Linked DNA regions of Homo sapiens: region 2 is linked to region 1. The links are chromatin contacts, found by Hi-C or POLR2A ChIA-PET in ENCODE. All regions are on one chromosome and are shown on one strand. The core of a region is the stretch at or near the end of the contact, and the rest is flanking DNA. Distances in the headings are between cores, read along the strand shown.

What was found. Hi-C counts contacts between places; a loop is a spot of excess contacts on that map. ChIA-PET counts read pairs that join two places held with the same protein, here RNA polymerase II (POLR2A). Pooled maps may share reads with other maps.
Region 2: a pooled map shows a loop between it and region 1 (2.4-fold over the local background). The contact joins two enhancer-like sites. A Hi-C loop is called at or near these places in 7 of 50 pooled maps. POLR2A ChIA-PET finds 5 or more read pairs at or near these places in 2 of 52 experiments (WTC11 and activated B cell).

Annotation. Positions count from the first base shown.
Region 1 is chr6:24,881,642-24,886,990 of GRCh38, forward strand. All of the region lies in intron 1 of RIPOR2 (RHO family interacting cell polarization regulator 2), which reads right to left. Among named protein-coding and RNA genes, the nearest start is that of RIPOR2, 52 kb to the right of the region's middle. Within about 2 kb of position 2,215, at least 6 of the 41 ENCODE cell types and tissues checked have a DNase peak (open chromatin) inside an H3K27ac peak, as active enhancers do.
Region 2 is chr6:25,051,369-25,056,717 of GRCh38, forward strand. No RefSeq gene overlaps it. Among named protein-coding and RNA genes, the nearest start is that of RIPOR2, 120 kb to the left of the region's middle. RefSeq lists enhancers at 2,738-2,907, 4,888-5,017, 5,158-5,217. Within about 2 kb of position 2,648, at least 6 of the 41 ENCODE cell types and tissues checked have a DNase peak (open chromatin) inside an H3K27ac peak, as active enhancers do.

The DNA of each region.
Region 1 (5,349 bases), core at 965-3,464:
ATTAAACACATATCAGGGTCTTTTGAAATTATAATAAGTATAAGATTTTACATGTTCTTGTATGAATGCTGTGATACAGGTACACTGGACTTTGGTGGATGCTATGAGCGACCACCTGACCCAAACACCTGGTGTCTGTTTAAATTAGAAGGTAGCTCATCAAATCAGCAGGCGGTTTTTGGACAAGAACACTGAATCTGAAGATAGAAGGGGGCTGAAGCAGATAAAAAGAGAACAAGGGATTTCCCCTCACCCATCAGGTCTCAGGCTCTGATTGGACCAGAAATAAAGGGTGGAATATGATTGCAGTTTGGGGGAAGAATTTGCACCTCCTTGGAGAACTTGGAGATAACCTGTCTCTTAAGAATAAAGGACAGGAATCAATCTTGGAGGGCTGTTTGGAAGATGGGTGATGAAGGACATCTGTCATGTGGCAGGCCCATGCAGCAGGCCCTAAAGTGCAGCTCATGGTAGTGCCACCAGTAGAAGTAGTAAAAGTGACGGGGAAATGTTTGGAATGTCCAGTCTAGGTGATGGTTCTACTTCTCCCTATATTTTTATGAACTGGCATTCTGGCTCATGTTTTCATGTGTGTTTGATTAGCTTGAGTTAGCAAGCCTCTCTTCAAATTTCAGCAATTTCACTACGAGACAGGTAAGGCTAGATATATATATTAAAGTAAGAATCCTGGTTGTCAGGCCAGTGGCCGACCTCCTTTCAACATCTGCCAGGTGTGAATCTTCAAACTCACTTGTTCAGAGTAGAAGTGCTGGAGGCATTGATTAACCTGTAAGGCAACTGGGCAAATTGACTACTCAGCTAGAAGGAATGCTAATATTTATTGTTAGAGTTAAGAATACTGAGACTCATTAAAGGAAATATGATTCAGTACATTATTTTTAGTTTTTACAAGCACAAAAGCCCTCTCCTGTATTAGGAAAACACAGAAAGTAGAAAGGAGGCAGTGTAGGGAGAAGGAGAGAAGAACCATACCGTTTGTATCATCCAAAGACAACCACCGGGGGAATTTTGTTCTGTTAAATTTTCTCTAGCTCTTCCCTTCTCATATAAAGCATAATAATTTGAGCATATTGCATGCAAAATTTTGTATCCTGCTTTTTCTATCGGATTCTTTTTTTAAAGCTATGCCGAGGGGGCTATCAATTAGCTTTTTAACAAAGCTATCTTTAAAAGGATACTCAAGTCTACCCCATATTCCATGTGCTCCTTTGAATAATAAGAGGAAAACTAATGAGTCCGCATTACATGTGCCTTTTATTTCTGATTTTTCAGATATGGCAGTTTGGCCAGAGGCTAAAGGAAACCCCTGCAAGGATGAGACCAGGGCTTTTCTATGGGAAACAAGAGACCACGTGATCATTTGTGCATGCTTGAGTTGCAGGACATCAAACATCATGAAATTAAAACGAAAATACAATAGCTAGATGCTACTGTCTTAACCCTTATGGTGTTTTCCTTTTTTAAAAATTTAACCAAACCTTCTATCGAATTAAGAATACAAACAGGCAATTCTGAGAGAGCCTTACTGATAGAAAATATGAGACACATCTGTGATTTCTGAATGACATGAGTAAGGATATCTCAGTTCTCGCCAAGGCATTTCTCATGGGGGCCAAACGTCAACTTGGAAACCAATAGTTGTCACACTTACAAAGCTATGCCATCTCCATAAGCTAGACTGAGACCAACCCCTCTGAGACAAGACAATTGACCCATAGATCAGTTGGCTGTAGCTGGGGTGACATGCTGGCAAAAGTAAAAAAATTCCACAATCAATTCAAGTGTTTGCCTGAGGCCAGGGACGGGAGCAGGCAAGGAAGCAGAGAGAGGTTTTGGGGGTGGTGGAAGTGTTCTAAAAGCAAATCATGGATGATGGTAGCACAAATGTATAAATTTACTAAAACTCAAACTGTCCACTTAAGATGAGTAAATTTTATGGTATGTGAATTGTACATCAATAAAGCTGTTTAAAAAAAATCACTACCAATTTCTAGAAAAAGTCATCATTCCTTCTGCAAGAGGAAGTGCCAAGAAATCAGGACTTGGAAAAGCTGAATCAGTAAGCAACCAGCTGAGAGTTGCTTTCGTGATTTGATCCTGTCTCCCAGCGAGGCTTCATAAGATGTAACACCTGCCCTCACTGCACTTTCTGAGTCATTTCTTCATGCCCGATTTGGGTTCTTCCTTTCTTTTTCCCCTAACAATGCCATCCTGTTTATGCTCCCCCACATCGTGGTCAAAAGCAGATGTATAATTGACTTGTCTGAAAGAGGCATGTGGGCCAGATGTAAATAGCCTGCTATGCAAAATAATTATTTAAGATGAAAACTAAAGATACACGTCTGCTTATTATATGGTTACAAGGTACCTATTACAGAGCAGTTGACTAATCTTTTTTAAAAAGTAAATATATTTATGTCATTGGCCTTTAAAAAATATGGCTGCTTTAAAGTAAATCAAAGCAGGCCCGGCACGGTGGCTCACGCCTGTAATCCCAGCACTTTGGGAGGCTGAGGCGGGCGGATCATGAGGTCAGGAGATCGAGACCATCCTGGCTAACATGGTGAAACCCCCGCCTCTACTAAAAATACAAAAAATTAGCCAGGCGTGGTGGTGGGTGCCTGTAGTCCCAGCTACTCGGGAGGCTGAGGCAGGAGAATGGCGTGAATCCGGGAGGTGGGGGTTGCAGTGAGCCGAGATCGTGCCACTGCACTCCAGCCTGGGCGACAGAGCGAGACTCCATCTCAAAAATAAAATAAAATAAAAATAAATAAATTAAGAAATCAAAGTAATGCTAATATTTGCTTCTCAGTTGTCAACATTGTTTGCTAACCCAGTGATGAATGCATGTGTGATACACTGCTTGACTAAGACAACTGACGTGAACGGATGAAAAAAAAGTGTAGAACAACTCAACAGAGCCTCACTCCTCAGCAAGGGGATGGAAGAACCAGGGCCAGATGTTCTAACTGGCCTTTTGGGCAAGTCCTAAACTCAGTGAACCTCACACTGTATCTGTAGAGTAAAGGAAGTAATTCCTCCCCATTTTAACAGGCAAGCATTGTAAGGTTCAATTGAAATCAAAGCTTCATCCAATCTAACAATCAGGAGACTACTTGGACATGTAGACTGACTTTCCACCATCTCTGTAGATGGCTGGATTTCTGCTTTAAAACACAGAGAAAACGACGAAGTGCTTTACAAAAGGCAAAGTGCTTGAGAAACCACAGATTATTATAATGAATACTTAGTTTTAACTCACTTGAAAAAAAGAAACTTAATTTTCAGAATCTCTGGAAAGTGATATGATAATTTTCTTTCCGTGTTTTCTAAGACTCCATCAATCAATATAATTATTAAGTATATATTATATGCTCAGCGCTGGCAGGATGCTATGTGTTGTCCAAGATCCAAAGACAACCTAAGACTGAGCTCTGCTTTTAAAAATTTTAACAATTTAATTGAAGATAACATGAGTATACATAAAGCGGATTGGAGACAATTTTTCATGTAAGAAATAACAGCGTAAAATTTGAAGTGGTACCTATTTCTGGGTTTTTTTGTTTTTTTGAGACAGAGTCTTGCTCTGTTGCCTAGGCTGGAGGGATGGATTGCAATGACTCAGTCATAGCTCACTGCAGCCTCAATCTCCTGGGCTCAAGCGATCCTCCTGCCTCAGCCTCCCGAGTAGCTGGGACTACTGGCATGTGCCTCCACACCCAGCTAATCCTTCTGATTTTTAGTAAAGACGAGATGTTGCTATGCTGGCCAGGCTGGTCTTAAACTCCTGGGCTCAAGCAATCCTCCTGCCTCGGCCTCCCAAAGTGCTGGAATTACAGGTGTGAGCCACCATGTCCGGCCAAAGTGGTACCTATTTCTTAATCTTCCAAGGAAAGCAACACAGCAGAGACAATAAGAACGTGGAATCCAGAGTCAGACAAATCTGCACTCAGTTTGGGTTCTACAGCTACAGCTGTTTGAACTTTTGCACATTATTTAACTTCCCTGAATCCCAGTTTTCTCATTTATATAAAAGGATTAACATTTCAGAGGATTTTTGTAAGGTGCAAATGAGATAATATACATAAGACCTGGTATGTAGTAGGTGTTTAATAAGCCTAGCTGTTAATAATAATTTAAATAATAAGGAATTTTCTCAAAAGAGAGGGAGATACATAAGACAGGAATAGCCAGGCAAGTTTAGGTAATGCTAAGGAAGCTAGAAACTAGCATCTTTTTGAAGATAGCAATTTTTAGGTAATTGAAAAGCATGGATTCATAAGGACTATAAATATGAGTACCTGGGATGTGCAGTTCAAAAGTCAATTTTACAAAAAAGATTTTGATTTTGAAATAATTTGAAGCTTACAGAAAAGTTGCAGGAAAAGTACAGAAAGTTCTCATCTACCCTTCACCCAGATTCATTCGTCGACATCTGCCACATTTTACTTTGTCATTCCTCCTCCAAATACACACACACACACACATTATTTTTTCCCAAATCCTATGAGACTAATTTGCACATATGTATTTATATACATTTCCTCCCCCACACTGAGTAATTTGCAGATGTGATGCAAATTTACTCTTAAATACTTCAATGTGTATTTCCTAAAATCACGGACATTTGCAGACATTTGCTGACATTCACTGACTATCGTAGTCTAATTATCAGTATCAGGAAATGTAACATCAATACAATACTATTATCTAAGGTACAGACCTTATTCCAATTTCACCAATTGTCCCAATAATGTTCCATGTATTGTCCCTCCTCCCCACATTCCAGGAGCCAAACCAGGATCAGATGCTCCCTGTTTTGTCATGAGTCTGTCCTTTAATCTGGGACAGTTTCTTGGCAATTCTTTGGCTTTGACATTGACATTTTAATGGAATTCAGGCCACTTGTTTTGTACACTGGCCCTTACTTTGGGTTTGTTTGCTGTTTTCTTGTGATAAAGAGTCAGACTATGCATTTTTAGCAGTGATACCACGTAAGTGACATTGTCCTTCTCAAGGCATTGCATCAGAGGCTCAAGGAGTTGCTTGGTGCCATTACCGGTGATGTTAACTTTGATCAGTTGGTTAAAGTGTTGTTGGCCAGTTTCTCCTACGGAAAGTTACTATCTTTGCCTTTCTAGTTGATACATAGTTGGTAAGGAGGTACCTTGAGGCTATGCAAATATCTTGCTTCTTTAACCCAGGAGTTTTAGCATCCATTGATGTCTCCTGCCCAAATCAATTATTCCTATAATGATGGCAAAATGGTACTCTTTAAACTCTATCATTCCTTCTACTGTAAAGAAAGAGCTTTTCTAATCCTTTCAT
Region 2 (5,349 bases), core at 1,398-3,897, 170 kb after region 1:
ATTTCTCTTCTGTGGCAAATACATACAAAAAGAACATGAGGTCTCAGTTTGCTCTTTGGAAATTGAAATGGAAGTAGGGGTCAGGTTCTAGCTGTGGCTATCTGGTTGTCTACACACATTTATTGAGCACTTATGGAGAGATAGGCTGTGTGTTGCATGCTTTTAATAGACATGTGGTTTCACTTTATTTCCCCTACATTCTTATTCATGAGGAGTTATTAGCAATCCTATTTTACATATAAAAAAGTGAAGGTTAAACAATACTCTAAATAATAATCCAACACATAGAGTACTTCACATGTGTTAATTCATATGATTGTCATATAATAATCCCGTGACCATTTTGCAGATAGGGCAACTGAGGCACAGAGAAGTTTAGTAACTTGCCATGGTCACACGCCCAGCAAGTGGCTGAGATGAGATTTGAATTGAGGTAGTCTGGCTCTAGAGCCCAAATATTTAACCACAACCTATACTAACTCTTCAAATTAAGCAAATAAACATTGCAGTGTAACCATTCATTCATAACATTCTATTTTTAAAACATATACCATGTAACTTTGACAAAGGCAATTATTGAATAATAAAGAATTAGAAAATTGGACAACTATTAGAGAATTACCCTAGACAACCTCATATCCAAATGTCTCATTTTACAGAAAATGAAACTGACCCTCAGATTAGGAGACACCTCCAAGTTGGCACAGCAGGTTGGTAGATCAGGACCAAGTTGTACCACACCTTCTCCCCAAACCTCAATACAATGTGCTTTCCACTGCTGCTCCGATAAGATTTCAAGGCATTTTTAAGGCTTAGAACACTTTTGGGAGACAGTTTTTGTGGAATCAAGGCAGACAATTTTGGAGTATGAAAGAAAAAGCTATGAGGCTAGAAGAGAGGACAGTGTCTGCATCTTATCTGTTCTCTTCTAGTCAGACACAGCCCATTACTGCCCTCTCTCCTTCCTTCTCTTTCTCCCTCCCAAACTGGCTTCACCAGCATTTCCTGTCTTGATGACCTTCTACCCAGTTGCTCAAGACAGTGCCCTAGGTGCTACTCCTTGCTTCCTAGCCCTTATGTCCCACATTCAAACCAACAACTGACCCACCTGATTCTGCCTCCTACTTGTTGATGAAAAGAATCAAACTCTGTAAAATATTCGAAGATATGTGTTCTGAGCCAAATATGAATGATCATGTCCTATGACACAGCCCTCAGGAGATCCTGAGAACATGTGCCCCAGGTGGTCAAGGCACAGCTTGGTTTTATACATTTTAGGGAGACATGAGACATCAATCTAATACATTGAAGCTATACAATGGTTCAGTCCAGAAAGGCAGGACAACTCAAAGTTGGGGTGGAGCTTCCAGGTTACAGGTAGATTTAAAATTTTTGTGGTTGACAATTGAGTTTATCTAAAGACCTGGGATCAATAGAAAAGAAATGTCTGGGTTATGATGAAAAGTTGTGGAGACCATAATTTTATCATACAGATGAAGCCTCTGGGTAGCAGAGAATAGATTGTAAATGTTTCTTATCAGCTTTAAGGTCTGTGTTGATGTTAATGCTGGTCAGCTTTTCCTGAATTCCAAAAGGGAGGAGAGTTTAATGAGGCAGGTCTGACACCCCCTTCCCATCATGGCCTGAACTAGTTTTTCAGGTTAACTTTGGAATGCCCTTGGCTAAGAGGAGGGTTCTGTTCAGATGGTTAGGGGGCTTAGAATTTTATTTTTGATTTACAACACCCAGGAGTCTAGTTTGAGTGGCTCATCACCTAGGCATAAAAGAAAGTTCCTATGCATTGAGTTTAAGCTTCAGAAGATAGAAATCTAGACACTGCCTGGAGAAACAGATACAGAAATAACTATGATATTTCCCTGACCCCTTAATGGGCGGAAACTGGAGTGCAGGGGTGCTGGAACTAGCCAGCCACTTCAGCACCAGCAGGGGTGAATTCCACTCACTCATGGGATGGGGAGCACACAGGTGAGCAGGTGCAGGAGGTGGGGCAAGTGCTTTTAGGCACTAGCAGGAGCAAAACTCTGTGCAGGTCCCGAGGCAGCATCTGGCGCCTGCGACCTCTGAAGGCCCAGAAGGAGTGTTACAGTGCCCTTTTAGCTTTGCCATCTGCAGACAGCTTAAGTGTTAATAGCTCAGTGGAGCATCAGCACGATAGCCTTTTGCAACCACACTCATGGCACCCAAGTTCTTGTCCGGCATCCAGGAGGAACGAGGTTGCACAAACAAGTTGAAGATGGTAAATGCAGGGGACTTTATTGCCAATGAACGTGGCTCTCAGCAGGAAGGGGAGCCAAAGAGGGGATGGAGCAGGAAGGTAATCTTCCCCTGAAGTCTGGCTATCCCCAGTCAGACTCCTCTCTGAAGCTATGCCATCAAGCTGTCCCTCTGAAGTCAAGCTGCTTCTCTCCAACTTCCAACCATAGTCCTCGTTGTCCAGCTGCTTCTCCTTTCTCTGCTGGCCAAGCCTGGGGTTTTTATGGGCACAGAATGAGGGGCAGGGTGGGTTATGGGTGGTTTTGGAAAGGGCAACATTTGAGCAGGAAAGCAGGGATGTAAGTTCTCACTTTGGGCTGCAGTATCAAGAGTTTCAGCTTGAGAGTGGGGACCTACCCAGGGAACTGCCCTCTTCTGCGCAGAATTTCCCTGCTTCCTGTTCCTATCAACAGTAACTAGGTGTCAACTTACTAATTTAGCCACCCAGTGGCTGTCCCAAGAGCCCTCTAAATCTGCAATCACTGGAAGGCCTCACTGAAAAGTCTTCCTTTCTTCTGTGATTAAGGGCCTGATATTTTAACTTTTAGAATAACTTATTATGCAAATAGTGACCAATTGACATCAGTGGAGCAGAGTTGCCTTTATGAGTCAGAGTAGAGACAAGAGAGAGGTCTGTTTTCTCTCTTGATTAAATCAGCCCCAACGGAACAGCCCTGATTTAAACAGAAAAACATTTTTAAAGTAGTGATCTGTTTAACTTTTGTGGTGAGCTCCCTCTGGAGAAATATCTAGATGTAGAGGAGAAATATTTCCTTATTATACTTAGTTTTAAAAAGTCACTTTTTCTTTGACCTTAATGCCATGAGATTTGGATCCTTTTCAGTCTCGGCAGAAGAGAAGTGGGTTAAAGACTCCACCACCCGAAGGCAGCTTCTCTTCTTTTTACCTATAAGTAAACCATGAAATCAGAATCTCCCAGAACTTCAGAGCCAATGAGACCTCAGACATCACTGCCCCATACCTTCGTTTCATGGTAGAGGGAACAGAGCCTCAGGAGGAGAAATGTCTTGTCAACAGCCACAAAGCTAGTTAGTTCCTAAGGCATTATTAATAGTTCTGACTCATAGCTCAGGGCTCTTTCCATATTCACAAACCATTGCAAACCAGACTTCCCAGTTATAAAATATATGTGTTTTTCACCAATGTTTTAAACATTGTATTTTATGTGTGAGCAACCAGCATAACAAAGACCATCTTTTAAAACTTGTGCTATGAAACCAGAGATTCTCAAAAGTTTCATGCAGCTTGTTCCCAAAGGGACATCTGATTAGAGTAACATCTATTCTTATACATTTTTAGGATGGAGGAGGAAGCAATTGAAGGGAGATAAAGAAAGGAACAATAAGGGGTCTTTTCTCCTTGACATCTCTGCCAAGGCACCTTGACTCATGAGAGTGTCCAGCCTACTTGAGGAAAATTGTCCAAGAAGTCTAAAGGTTTCTTCCTTATGAGGTTAATTCAATTCACTTTTTAAAAATGTAGTAGGCACTGGGCATACAAAGATGAATGATACCCTTTATCCTGGGAGCTTAAAATCCAATGGAGAATGTAGAAGATACACAATACAGGTGGCCCTCCATATCTGTGACTTCTGCATACTAGGATTCAACCAACCTCAGTTAAAAATATTTGAAAAGGCTGGGCGTGGTGGCTCACGCCTGTAATCCCAGCACTTTGGGAGGCCGAGGTGGGCGGATAATGAGGTCAGGAAATCGAGACCATCCTGGCTAATACGGTGAAACCCCATCTCTACTAAAAATACAAAAAATTAGCTGAGCGCGGTGGCGGGCGCCTGTAGTCCCAGCTACTCGGGAGGCTGAGGCAGGAGAAAGGCATGAACCCGGGAGGCGGAGCTTGCAGTGAGCCGAGATCGCACCACTGCAGTCCGGCTGGGCGGAAGAGTGAGACTCCGTCTCAAAAAAAAAAAAAAAAAAAAAGGTTTGAAAAAATAAAAAATAATAAAACCACAATAAAAATAATACAAATTGAAAAGCAATACAGTATAAGGACACAGCATTTATATGTATTAGGTATTATTAGCAATCAAGAGATATTTAAAGTATATGGTAGGTTGTGCGCAGGTTACATGCAAATACTACACTAGTTTATATCAGGGATTGAGCATCTGAGGATTTTGGTGTCCTCAGGGGTCTAGAACTGATTCCCCACAGATACGGAGAGACAACTTGTCACTATACTACCAGATACAATGTGATTGGTGTCAGAGCAGCAGCAGTAAGTCATTTAGGCACCCAGAAGATGGAGAACCAATTCTGACAGGAGGAGGAAACTCAAGGCAGGTTTGGGGAGGAGGTGGCGTTTGAGCGATACTTTGAAAGATGGGGAATGAATCCAGGAGTGGAGAGGAGTGAAGAGAAGGGCATTCTTGGCCAAAGACACACAAGAGCAAAGGCTGTGAGGGAAGACGACATACCGTTATGAATGGGATGAAAGAAGGAGGGAAGGTTGGGAACAGAGGGTGCAGCCTGTTCCCAAAGGCAGGCCTGAGGGGAGGCCACTGCTGGAGGAAGCACAGCCTTTCTAGTTGCAGTAAAGAAAGAGAAGCTAGCCTTGGCATCGTGGGCCTCCTTCACCACTTGGGTGCCCTTCCTCTTCAGGAGACCACAGTTCTCAGGCTTCCTCCCTTCACCACAGCTGGCTTGAGCAGGAAGTATGGTAGATACTCATTCATACCACAGGGTGTTGCCATGGAAATGGATCAAAGTAAGGTGATATCCGAAGAGAACAGTAGCTGCCACTTAGAGCCTCAGAGAGGGGAGAAAGCCTTAATGGAGACTTCACACTCTAAGGTGTGGTCCAGAGTGTGCCTACGACCCAAGGCACCAAGACAAGACCTATCACCAGGAACTACCTCGCGAACTAAGCAAAATCTCAACAGAACAATGTACACCCACATCCGAAAGAAAATATGCTGGCGTGTAAAAAAGGAAGAAAAACTACCAAGAAAAATTAAACATTTCAGTTAACTGGCCAACGTATTTTAAAATGAAACAAACTTTTAAAAATACAAAAATATAAGCATTTATTGAGTGC